Regions from separate parts of the Mus musculus genome. Here region 1 is linked to region 2. The links are chromatin contacts, found by POLR2A ChIA-PET in ENCODE. All regions are on one chromosome and are shown on one strand. The core of a region is the stretch at or near the end of the contact, and the rest is flanking DNA. Distances in the headings are between cores, read along the strand shown. Region 1 holds the start of Serinc2 (serine incorporator 2). Region 2 holds the start of Tinagl1 (tubulointerstitial nephritis antigen-like 1).

The links. ChIA-PET counts read pairs that join two places held with the same protein, here RNA polymerase II (POLR2A).
Region 1: POLR2A ChIA-PET joins it to region 2 with 10 read pairs in Patski. The contact joins the promoter of Serinc2 here to the promoter of Tinagl1 in region 2. POLR2A ChIA-PET finds 5 or more read pairs at or near these places in 3 of 5 experiments (Patski and embryonic stem cell).

Annotation. Positions count from the first base shown.
Region 1 is chr4:130,272,734-130,278,324 of GRCm38, forward strand. Serinc2 (serine incorporator 2) reads right to left here and starts at 2,853. Exons shown (of 10, transcript NM_172702.3): 1 at 2,725-2,853. The coding sequence starts at 2,763. Gm34957 (a long non-coding RNA gene) reads left to right here and starts at 542. Exons shown (of 2, transcript XR_376686.3): 1 at 542-3,201.
Region 2 is chr4:130,172,674-130,177,849 of GRCm38, forward strand. Tinagl1 (tubulointerstitial nephritis antigen-like 1) reads right to left here and starts at 2,129. Exons shown (of 12, transcript NM_001168333.1): 1 at 2,050-2,129; 2 at 1,220-1,534; 3 at 259-322. The coding sequence starts at 1,526. Gm52490 (a long non-coding RNA gene) reads left to right here and starts at 649. Exons shown (of 3, transcript XR_003955116.1): 1 at 649-698; 2 at 1,039-1,098; 3 at 4,946-5,176.

The DNA of each region.
Region 1 (5,591 bases), core at 1,603-4,102, 100 kb after region 2:
CTAAAAGTCTGTTCTGCCTTAATAGACAGACCCCTCCAGCCTGAGCCAAGATAAACCCTCCTCCCTTCCTTAAGTTGCTTTTGTTGGGCATTTTGTTGCAGCAAGGAAAGTAAATACTTATAAATAAATAAGTATCCTTCTTACACTGCTGGGCCTGAGTCACCAGGTAGCTCCATTCCTGGGTGCCGACCTATAATAAGGATAGAATGAGTGGTGGTCATGGTTGGCATAGTCACCTCTAAAACAGGATAGCAATGCCAGAGGGCTTCATGGAGAGTCAGTGAGAGAGCACGATCCTCGATCTTAGTTCAGCACCTGGCACACTAAATGTCAGAGGAAACAGGGGCAGGTCCTTCACAGATGTTAGACACTAAGTAGCTTCAAGTCTCCCCCAGAATGTGGTGGGGGTGTGGATGAGAGAAGACACCTGGACCAAGAGTGAGATTTTTTTTTCCCAGAGGGGAATATATATCCCAGGCTTGCTTGACAATCACTATGTAGTAGAAGCAGATCTTGAAATTCTGCCTCTACATTCTTTTTTTTTTTTTAAGATTTTATTTATTTATTTCATGTATGTGGGAACATTGCCACTGTCTTCAGACACACCAGAAAAGGGCATCAGATCCCATTACAGAAGGTTGTGAGCTACTGTGTGATTGCTGGGAATTGAACTCAGGACCTCTGGAAGGGCAGCCAGTCAGTGCTCTTAACTTCGGAGCCATCTCTCCAGCCCCTGCCTCTACATTCTGAATACTGGGGTGGCAGACATGCATCACTACACCTGGCTTCAGACTCTTAAAAATTATATTTTAGATTTTTTTATGTGTATGAGTACGAGCACGCAGTGCCCGAGGGGATCAGAAAGGTCATCATGTCTCTTGGAACTGGAGTTACAAATGATTGTGAGTTGCCATGTGGGTGCTGGGAAGCCACCCTGGGGTCTCTGAGTCAACAGCCAGTGCTCTTAACTGCTGAGCCATCTCTCAGTTCCCTGACTTCAGATGTTAAACCCGACCAGGAAGCCGAGGGTCTGAGCAGTCCTGGCTGGCCTCAGCTCCGTAGACTGCAGACTGGGTGACTCAGAGCTGATCTTGGCTCTGTTCTCCGGATGGAATTCTCCACCTACGTCTCCTCCTGGGTGACAACAGCTCCCACAATGCCCACTCACTGTACACAGGAGCTGGGCGGCAGTTTCCACCTTTCATCTGCCCATATCACCAAGAGTATACCAAAGGAGGTACTGCGGTGGCCTTCAGTTCAGGCATGGAGAGATCAGGATAGAAGGATTGGCTGAACTGCCCTCACAACCCCTCTCCCAGTAGGACACGGGTAACCAGGCAAGACCAGATGGGAATCATGGTCTGTGAGTGGGAACGTCTCCCTCCCTAACCAGGAAGCAAACCCGTCCCAGGAAGGGGTATGAGCATCAGCAAGGAATAGCCTTACTCTGATCTCCTGTTCAAGCTTCTCTCTCTCTCCCTCTCTCCCTCTACCCGTCTCTCCCTCTCCCCCCCCCCCCCACTTCAGTGGAAAGAGAGGCCCAAGAGAGGACAAGAGCTGTGTCCAGGGACCCACGCCACTGCCTCCCCAGACTGAGCTCACTCTCAGAAAATGGCTACAAAGAAAACCTCTAGATGCGCAGCTCTCTCCTGGGCACCCGCTCCTAACACGCACACAAATCAGGGACAAAGGATGCAAGTCCTGAACGAACCTTCCTACAGCAGCCAGCCGCGGGAGCCCTCTCCGCCCCTCTTTGTGTGGGGCCAGAAGGGGAGGGAGCTGTCTGAAAGAGCCTCAGATTTAATGAGGGGAAGAAGGAAAAGAAAGGGGGCTGGGGAAGTGGGGGCCTCCCGGCCGGTTATGGCCGGCCGGGTCCCCTCCCCTGTGCTGGTTGCTGCCCCAAAACAGAGCTGGCCTCCCGCCTGGTCCCCAACAGTGGCGACCAGGTGGACACACGCAACCTCCCTCAATTTCTGGATCTTTCCAAATCCAAAGTTTGGCACAGGTAGTCAGTGACAACCGACACCAACCTCGCTCAAGAGCGGGATGGGGGGGGGGGGGCTCCTGCCCACCCTTCTTACCCAACCCCCATCTCCTTTCCAGCTCGAGCTGGAGGGAAAGGGTCCAGCGCTTGCAGGGGGGGTGCCCTAGAGTGAGCGGGCCAGACTGCGCGCCGAAAGAGGATGCAGACGGAGCTGGTTACGACGACGTTCAGACAGACAGACAGTGCCCGAATCCTAGAGAAGTGAACGGGACAAACACAAAAGAACAGACTAAGCCAGGCGACAGGGGCAGACAGAATGACAGACGCTCTGCCAGAAAGACAGTAAGCTCAGCGGGGCCGGGACCCTACCAGTTACACAAAGAGTCCCGCGCCCTGGAGAGAGACGCGCCACGCAACCTGGGGGTGCTCTGAGCTGGGGAGCGCGCAATGGCCGCGGGGCTCCCCGCACCCGCTGCCGGCCTCAGTATCCCGGTTCTCGGAGTGACGGCGCCAAAGGCGCCCGGCCGCGCCCCACCCCTCCCCCGCGGTCACCCGAGCCGCGACACCAGCTGTCCAGCGCACCGCGGCCGAAGCGGAGCAGCTGGGGGATGAGGATAAGAAGGGCATCGGTGGGGCCTCTGAAAGGCAAGTTTGGAGGAAGCAAAAAGAAGAAAGTACTTGGAGGAAGAAGGTAGAGAAAAAGTGAGCGGGGCCGCGGCAGGGACGAGGTGGGCACTCACGCAGCTGAGCAGGGAGCAGGCCCCGAGACAGGCCCCCATGGCGGTGAGGGGCGCGGGGCTCGGGGCACCGGCCTCGGATCCCGGATCCGGTGGGACTCCAGGCGCTTGGCTGGCCCCACCCCAAACCCATCCCCGCCCCAGCCCCGCCCCACCTGCCGAAGCCGCTCGTCACTTTCCGGCGACGCTCGGGGCCTCCTAGGACTCACCTGGGACAGGTACTGGCGCCAGACATTTCCTAAAGAGGTTGAGATGGGGAAAGTCCAGCAACGACAGGGGCACAGCCCAACTCAACTCTGAGCTAGGATTGTCTGCTGAACCAAAGCGAGGATTTGGAAATACATCTGGATTTGAACTTCATAGGAGCCATTGTGTGACCGACCCCAAATACTGTCATTGTTAGAGGAAGTAAGAGGTGGTCTTCCCTGATGCCCTTGGATCTTGGCGGAAAACCTCGGCCCAATCTATGGGTGCTCAATGGTAAATTACTAGGCAAGGGGGTGGGGGGATGGTAATGTAGCTGAGTCGGTAGAGTGTTTCCAGAGAATTCATGAAGTCCTAGGTTTGATCCACATAAAACTGGGCATGGTGGCTCTCGCCTGTAACCCAGCACTCAGGAGGCAGGAATCACAAATTCAAAATTATCTTTGGCTGCATAGCCAGATCTAGGTCAGCCTGGGTTACATGGGATCCTGCCTACGGAAAGAAAGAAGAGAAGGACAGACAGAGGGAGGATAAGGGAGGCTACTTTGCTTCTCTGAGTCTCAGTTTCCCCTATTGAAACTAAAGGTGCTAACCTCATGGGGCTGTTAGAACACACAGCAACTGCTCCATGAATAAAAGCCTGTGTCATTCCCATCCCTGTTAAGGCCCCAGATTCGTACTTGTTTAGACCCTCTCCTCTCCATCCACCTTGTCTTCAAACTCTGGACCTGTCTTGGATCACACACACACACACACACACACACACACACACACACACACGAGAGAGAGAGAGAGAGAGAGAGAGAGAGAGAGAGAGAGAGAGAGAAACACAGATAGATATACAGAGAGAGAGAGACAAATACACACACACACACACACACACACACACACTGCTCAGCACTCCACACACACACATATACACATAAGAGAGACAGACAGACAGACAGAGATACACACAGGCACACACACTCACTGCTCAGCACTGCACACAGAGAGACAGAGACAGAGGCAGATAGACATACACACAGAAAGAGACACATACACACAGAGAGAGACACATACAGAGACACACACACACACACTCTGTTCAGCACTCCTCACTCCCTATCTGTGTACAGCCATGACCTCCTAGCTAAGGAGGTCACTGGGTGAGAGGGCATCCTGGCAGGTCATCCCCAGGATCGGGTGTGAGGCGCAGCAGCAGAGTTCTGTAATTATGGTAGCTCACCCCAGCCTTCTCCCCCACCAACTCTAGACCAGATAATGTTAGGGAAGGAAGTCCATAGGTTTGGCTGGCCGCAGGGGCCAAAGATCCGGCCTAACTGCTTCCCCGAGTGATTCATACAGCACCTGGCTGAGCTGGTAATTGTGCCAGGGCTGTTCCGCAAATACCCTGCACTTTCCCTCCTCCACACGTCAGCCCACCTGGTGCCTTCCTCCTGAAAGTCCTTCTCCTTGTCCACCTGTGGTGCCTTCAAAGCTTTGCCCACATCCCACATCTTCTAGATGAAGAGAACCAGATCCTCCAGCCCAGGACCCAGCCTGACTGGAAATGAACCTCGGCCCACTTCCCTGGCACATCTACAACAGCAGACCTCACATATAATTCAACTTAGTGGAGCGCAAGCAAGAGCCCCACACTCTTTCATGGCACCGTTTGAGTCCGTGTTTGTCCCAAAAAAGACTCATTCCCTGACCCAATTCACACATGAGGAAAACGGAGGTTTGTGTTATTGGTAAACTTAGCACTGACCAAAGGCTGGTTGTGGTCACAGAAATCGCTGCTATTGCTGCTAGGAGGCCATTAAGGGTGGCCCTGACTTCAGATCCCCAAAGCCTGTCCTTAGCCATTCATACCTCTCTTGGAAAGTAGAAGAGATTGAAAACAATCTCTTCTCTCTCTCTCTCTCTCTCTCTCTCTCTCTCTCTCTCTCTCTCTCACACACACACACACACACACACACACACACACACACACCAATTCACCTCTGGCTGTACCCTCAATGCACAAGGAGGAGACGCAGCAAGGCAGGATGCTTGCATGGATATGTGAGCTGCTTCCTCATTCCACTGTGACAACATCCTGACCCAATGGCCCCGCACGGTCACCATCCACACGTCTGTCCTCAAAGCCTGAAGTGCTACCCGCCTTCTGAATGTCCCCATGCCAGGGGTTGCTCCCTTGGACCCCTCCTTCCATCAACTGGATCCTCCACCAACAGCATCTCCTTTCCATAACCCAGCACAGCGACACAGAGGGGGTGACACCTGGAGTCTATGCTGCCCCAACCTCCCAGAGTCCATGCCATCCCGAGGACACCTCCGTCCCCTTCCCTGAAGTAGGCCTGGTAAATTCTGCTTAACTCTACAAAGCAGGTATGAGCATTTGCGAACATGGTCAAGGAAGTAGTTGCTTTTTGAGGTGGTAAAGCGGTTGAGGCAGGATATCTCTTATGTAGCTCTGGCTAGCCTAGAACTTGCTTTGTAGACCTGGCTGGCCTCAAATTCACAGACATCTGCCTACCTCTGTCTCCCAAGTGCTGGAATTAGAAGTGTGCAGCACCAAAGCCAGGTGAGCAGGTGCTTTCTGAGAGGAGAGGGCATTAGCTTAGCTACAGCACAGAAAGAACCAGTCAGTTTTAGGCTGGAAGTTTTCCCAACAGAAT
Region 2 (5,176 bases), core at 879-3,378:
AGGAGTGGAGAAAAACTTCTGGCTTAGGTGTGGCCCCCAGCCAACCTAACGATGGCTGACCACTCCCAGGCTTGTGACTAGAATCTTATTATATGAGATGGCGTGGTCAGTTTGAAAGTTTCCACATTACAGATGAAAACACTTGAGGCCCAGAGAACAAAAAGAACTCATCCCTGGGAAATGGGTGATAGGGGTTGGGGCCAAGTCTGTTTGCCACATAGCGATCAAATTGAGTCCACCCCAATCTCTCACACTCACCATCGATTGCAGTTGTCCCAGTAGGTTCCGAAGACTGGGTAGATCCGGCCCCCATGCATGCACCCTACCAGAGGGAGAGAAGGAAAGAAGAAATGGCTAAATCCTCGAGGATTTTTTTTTCAGTGTTGCTTGAAAGAGTCAAGTAAGACTACACGAGGGACTTCAGGAGGAGCAGCCCCAAACCTCCCGAGCTGGTGGTAATCACACACCAATCCCAGCCCAACGAAATCTAGAGACAAACTACATCCCAAACTACATCCTAGAACATCCACGGGTTCCCACACAGGGTGCCACACACAAGCTGTTCAAGGACTCCGTTTGGGTCCATGTCGTTTCACCTGGATGCCAGCCATGACATTCCTGGTACCCTTTGTCACTCAAATGAGTTGGGACTTGCCCATGGGCATGGAAGGAGCTTTAGGAAAGAAACTGAAGCCCAGGTAAGGCAAGCAACTCCTTTTAAAAGGCCCAGCATTTTGATATAAAGCAACTAAGGCATGGGTTTTCCTTAGCCCAAAGCCCAGCAGGGTTTGGGATGCGACAGGAAGGACTTCCGTAGTTCTCCTACTGGGACAGGGAAAGGACACGTGCAGGCCATTCTCAGAGGTGCTGAATCCTAAGTGAGGTCTCTGGCTATGACAACCTGGCTGGGCCCTTCGTGCTCTATCAGCCTCAGGATGAGTCAGCAGGTGGGGCTGCCACCTTCCCCATACTGACTGAGAGATAGTGCTGGAGCCTGTCTGCCCTGCCCTAGGGCCTAACAGGACTATTTTTTTTCAGTGTTGCTTGAAAGAGTCAAGTAAGACCACACGAGGGACTTCCAGAGGGGCAGGAAACAGGGTGAGGATTTCTTTTCTACATTTTTCAAAGCCTGGAAATACCCATTATCAGCCTTGTTCCTGAGCCTCGTTGGGACTGGGAGTGACAAGGTGGCCGCTCTGCTGGCCATCTCGGTGCCCACCTTGGACGGGAGGGAAGGGGGGTGGAATCCCGAGGCAGAAGTCCCAGAAGTCGGGGCAGCAGTCAGAGACGGTGCGGTTGCAGAAGAGGTCACAGTAACAGGTGGCTCCCAGGTAGGGCAGGGCACACTCGTCAGCACGGCCTCGACAGCACATGTCCTGCTCTTGGCAGTATCTGCCACCGGCGTCCCGGATGCCCCGCAGGTGCAGCCCTGGCGCCAGCTCCCTGCGCCAACGACTCCGCCGGGCCTCCAGGGCAGCCTGGCCAGCCAGCAGCAGCAAGAGCAGCCCCAGCCAACATCCCCACATGGTGCCTCCTAGACCCGAGGAGAACAGAGGTCAGGGGTCAGAGGTGTTGGCTTCTGGAGACTCCCTAACAAACGTCAAGGGTGGGTCTCCCTTCACACGTCCTGGAGCTTTCCTAGGAGGCTCAGCAAAGCGGGGAACCCTGACTCCCGAGTCTCCGGGAGGGAAAAGACAGCACTAGATGTCAGTCCACTCATGGGACAAGAAGTAGACCCCCCTCCCTGACCTGTTTAGGGACTGTCATGGACAAGGAAATGGGACCTTGACATTTCCAACACGCATTCTCCTCTCCTGCCCTTGGTCCCTCTACCTCTCTGACGCATCTGAGTTGGATTGTTGACTCTGTGTTTCCTCCTTATGCATGCCCCCGCCCTTCTGTCCTTGTGTCCCTCTGACCCTCTGCTCTGCGTCCCTCTGACCCTCTCCTCTGTGCCTCTCTGCCCTGGGTCCTTCTCCCTCAGTGTGCCCCCTCCTCGCTGCTCCTTCTCTCAACACCCTCTACCCTCTGATCAGGGAGAGTCCCTACCTGGTGAGGGGTGTGGGCTGGACCCAGGCTGCCCTGCGCGCCTCCGCCTCCAAGCTCGAGACTGCCAGACCGAGTCAAGTGAGGAGCGCAGGGCGGGACGCTTTTTGTACCGCCCTGCCGGCAGCACCCGCCCCAACCCCGGACTGTGGGAGGGGAGGGCGGGGCCCACTTGTAGGTACCTGGAGTAGCCCTTAGCTCCGAGGGAACGGCTTAAGGACAATGTGTACGCGACTGTCCTCCTTGAGGGATCTCTTGTCAATGGAACCCTCTTCTTAGGGAGCAGAACTGCAACTCACGGAGAAAGAATTGTGGACTGATAGTAGGAAGGACTTTCCCAGCGATTTTACGAAGCTGAAAACGTGAACAGAAGCGGGCGAGGAGGCAGCTACGATCAGAGTTCAGGACTTGATAGGGACCAAGAGCTAGGGGCAAAAATCTCTAACCCCCCCCCCCAACCCGGCCCTCCAGGAAGAAAAATAGCCAGGCACATCCTTGACCCAGTGACCCTGGGCTGGGGGCCACTCCAAGCCACAGCAGCTCCCAGGAATGACAGGAATTCCCAAGGGATGATTCAGGAAGCTGCCTAGGCTCACGGAGCTCCGGGCAGCTCCTCCCCAGGAGGTGGGTGCGGTGCGGAGTCTGAGCTTACCCAGCCGCCCCTTGTGGGGTCTGCCCTCCCCCAGTGATGGGCACCTTGCCCAACACTGCCCCCTCCACCAGGCCCAAGGGCATCCTTCTTGGCCCAAGGTCCCGTGGCGGGCCCCACATCAAGGGCCCTGGCAGCTGGGGCCCCCTGCAGAGCCCCTTTCCGTTTCTGGTCTAACCTTTGCCTTGCCCTCACACAATGGGGCTTCTGTCCCTTGAGGCCTTCCGGCTGTCACTTTGTGCCTCCCCATTGTGCAAGCTCCTTCTTCCAACAGATTGGGCCCAGGGCCAGAGGACTCTCTAGGTGGAGGAAGGACACCACACCTAGACAGTTATCCTAGCCTTCTCTGGGGCAAGCAGGAGCGCGGGGATTCTCTTAGTTCTCCGAGACACCTCCCCTTAGCTGTCACTCTCTGCAGAGAGCAGTCAGTACAAGGGATTCTTGTGACCGAGCTACCCCCTGCTGTGAGGCAAGGGTGGTGAGGCACCAGGGGGTGCGGAAGCACCCAACATACAGACCTATCCATTCGTACTCTGAAAGGATCTGAGAGCACGAAGCCTAAAAGATAAACTGAGGCTCAAGAGAACAGACAAGGTCTGGATGCAGCTTCCTTGATAGAGTGCTTGCTTAGCGTGTACAGAGCCCTGAGTTCGTGTTTAGCATCGTATAAAAACTGTGGGGCTGGTGAGAATGGCTCAGTGGGCAATGGGGCTTGCCACTATACTGACGACCTGAGTTCAGCCTCTGGAATCTAGACGATGGAGAGAGAGAATAGAGTCCACAAAGCCATCCTCATAAGTCTAATGCACACAGACTGTATGTGTGCACGCATGCACATACACACCACACACACACACACACACACACACACACACACACACACACACACTTGTGCTGTAGCACATGTCAGTATTCCCAGCACTCAGGAACTGGAGGCAGAAGGATCAGAAGTTCAGGTGTGTAGCCTGTTCAAAGCCACCTTATGCTATGTGAAACCAGGAAGTGGGCGTGGCGGGGGGTGGGGGGCAGGGCACAAGTGAGTGCAGACTTATCCAAGGTTCCACAGCCAGAACACAGGCTACCCAGTGTATTCTCTCTCCTGAGGCACCCTTAGTCATATGACAGGTCTCAAGATCCTGCTGGCTGGGAAGCCCCCCCTTTCCTATTCAATCTCGATTCATCAAATCGAAAGGCAGATAGATCCCTCAGAACTGCCAACATCATCTCCCCTGGGAGGAGACTGGCTTCAACAGAACAGGCCTGGTACCTGCTTTCATGGGTCAGTCTCAAAATTCTGAGGGCTAGAGGCCATAACATTGGGTCTACCTTTGCCAAAGAGCACCCCTTCCCTGTGAGCTGCTGTGTGTGATTTCTCTCTCTCTCTCTCTCTCTCTCTCTCTCTCTCTCTCTCTCTCTCTCTCTCTCTCCCCCTCTGGCACTCACTTGCGTGAGTGAGTGTGTGTGTGTGTGTGTGTGTGTGTGTGTGTGTGTGTGTGTGTGTCTTGCTATATCCCCTGTGTGCCTCTACCTTTTTTTGGCTCTCTTTTGGTTCTTGCCTGCCTACGGAATTACCTGTCTACCTGCTATGCTCCTGTGTGTCCGTGCCCTTAGAGCTGTGTGGACAGTGTGTGTCTCTGTGACTATCCTGGGTCTGTCTGCGTGTCCAGTGTCCGTTTGTGTAAGCTGCTGGTGTCAGAATGTCGTTGAAAGCCTCTCCTACTTGTAAACACCTGTCTACTAGATGCCTGTGGACGAGCTGGGGGAACAGGGGTAGGTAGTGGGTAGCTGTTTGCCTGTCTGTGTCTGTCTGTCTACAGGAGACAGGAACTTGGAGCAGGGAGGAGGGTGGGGCCGGATCACCCCTCCACCCCTTACCCCTGTCATCACAGAGTCTGGCTCAGAGCCCACCTCAGTGGAGTCGCATGACTCATTAGATTCCTTGGCCAAGAAGCAGAGGAAAGGGCAGGGCCTGGGGGTGCCAGGGACCCCACTTTCCTGTTCCGCACAACCATCCTGGTGACTCACTTTCTAAATCTTGCTCAGAATGGGACCTTGTCCTAGAGCCTGTGACAGAACAACAGGCAAGGGACACCAGCAAGGGACACCTCTGTGCCCAGCCATCCTCTGAGACTCTATGGTGACTCTCCTCCCTCAGATGGAACCCTAAGCAGGCTGTCCCTCTCTGGGCCTTGTTTTCCTACATGTTAGCACAGCCTCCCAGGGCCTTCTTGAATTTTTTTCATTCTGCAGGTGAGACGAAGCCAGCCAGAACTGGTAATGTGACTAAAGATTCACAGCAGAGGGCTCCTTTCGTTTTCCTGTAGAGACTCAAAGCTCCTCTCCACTGTTCCTGGAATCCAGAGACTGTTCTAACGAGGCTGAACAAGGCAGCCATGCTCCACCAAGTCTCTGGAATTGAGCAATCCAAACGGCACTCGGGCCAGGGCTAGTAAGCTTCTGTGTGCCCCTTAGTTATCTGGA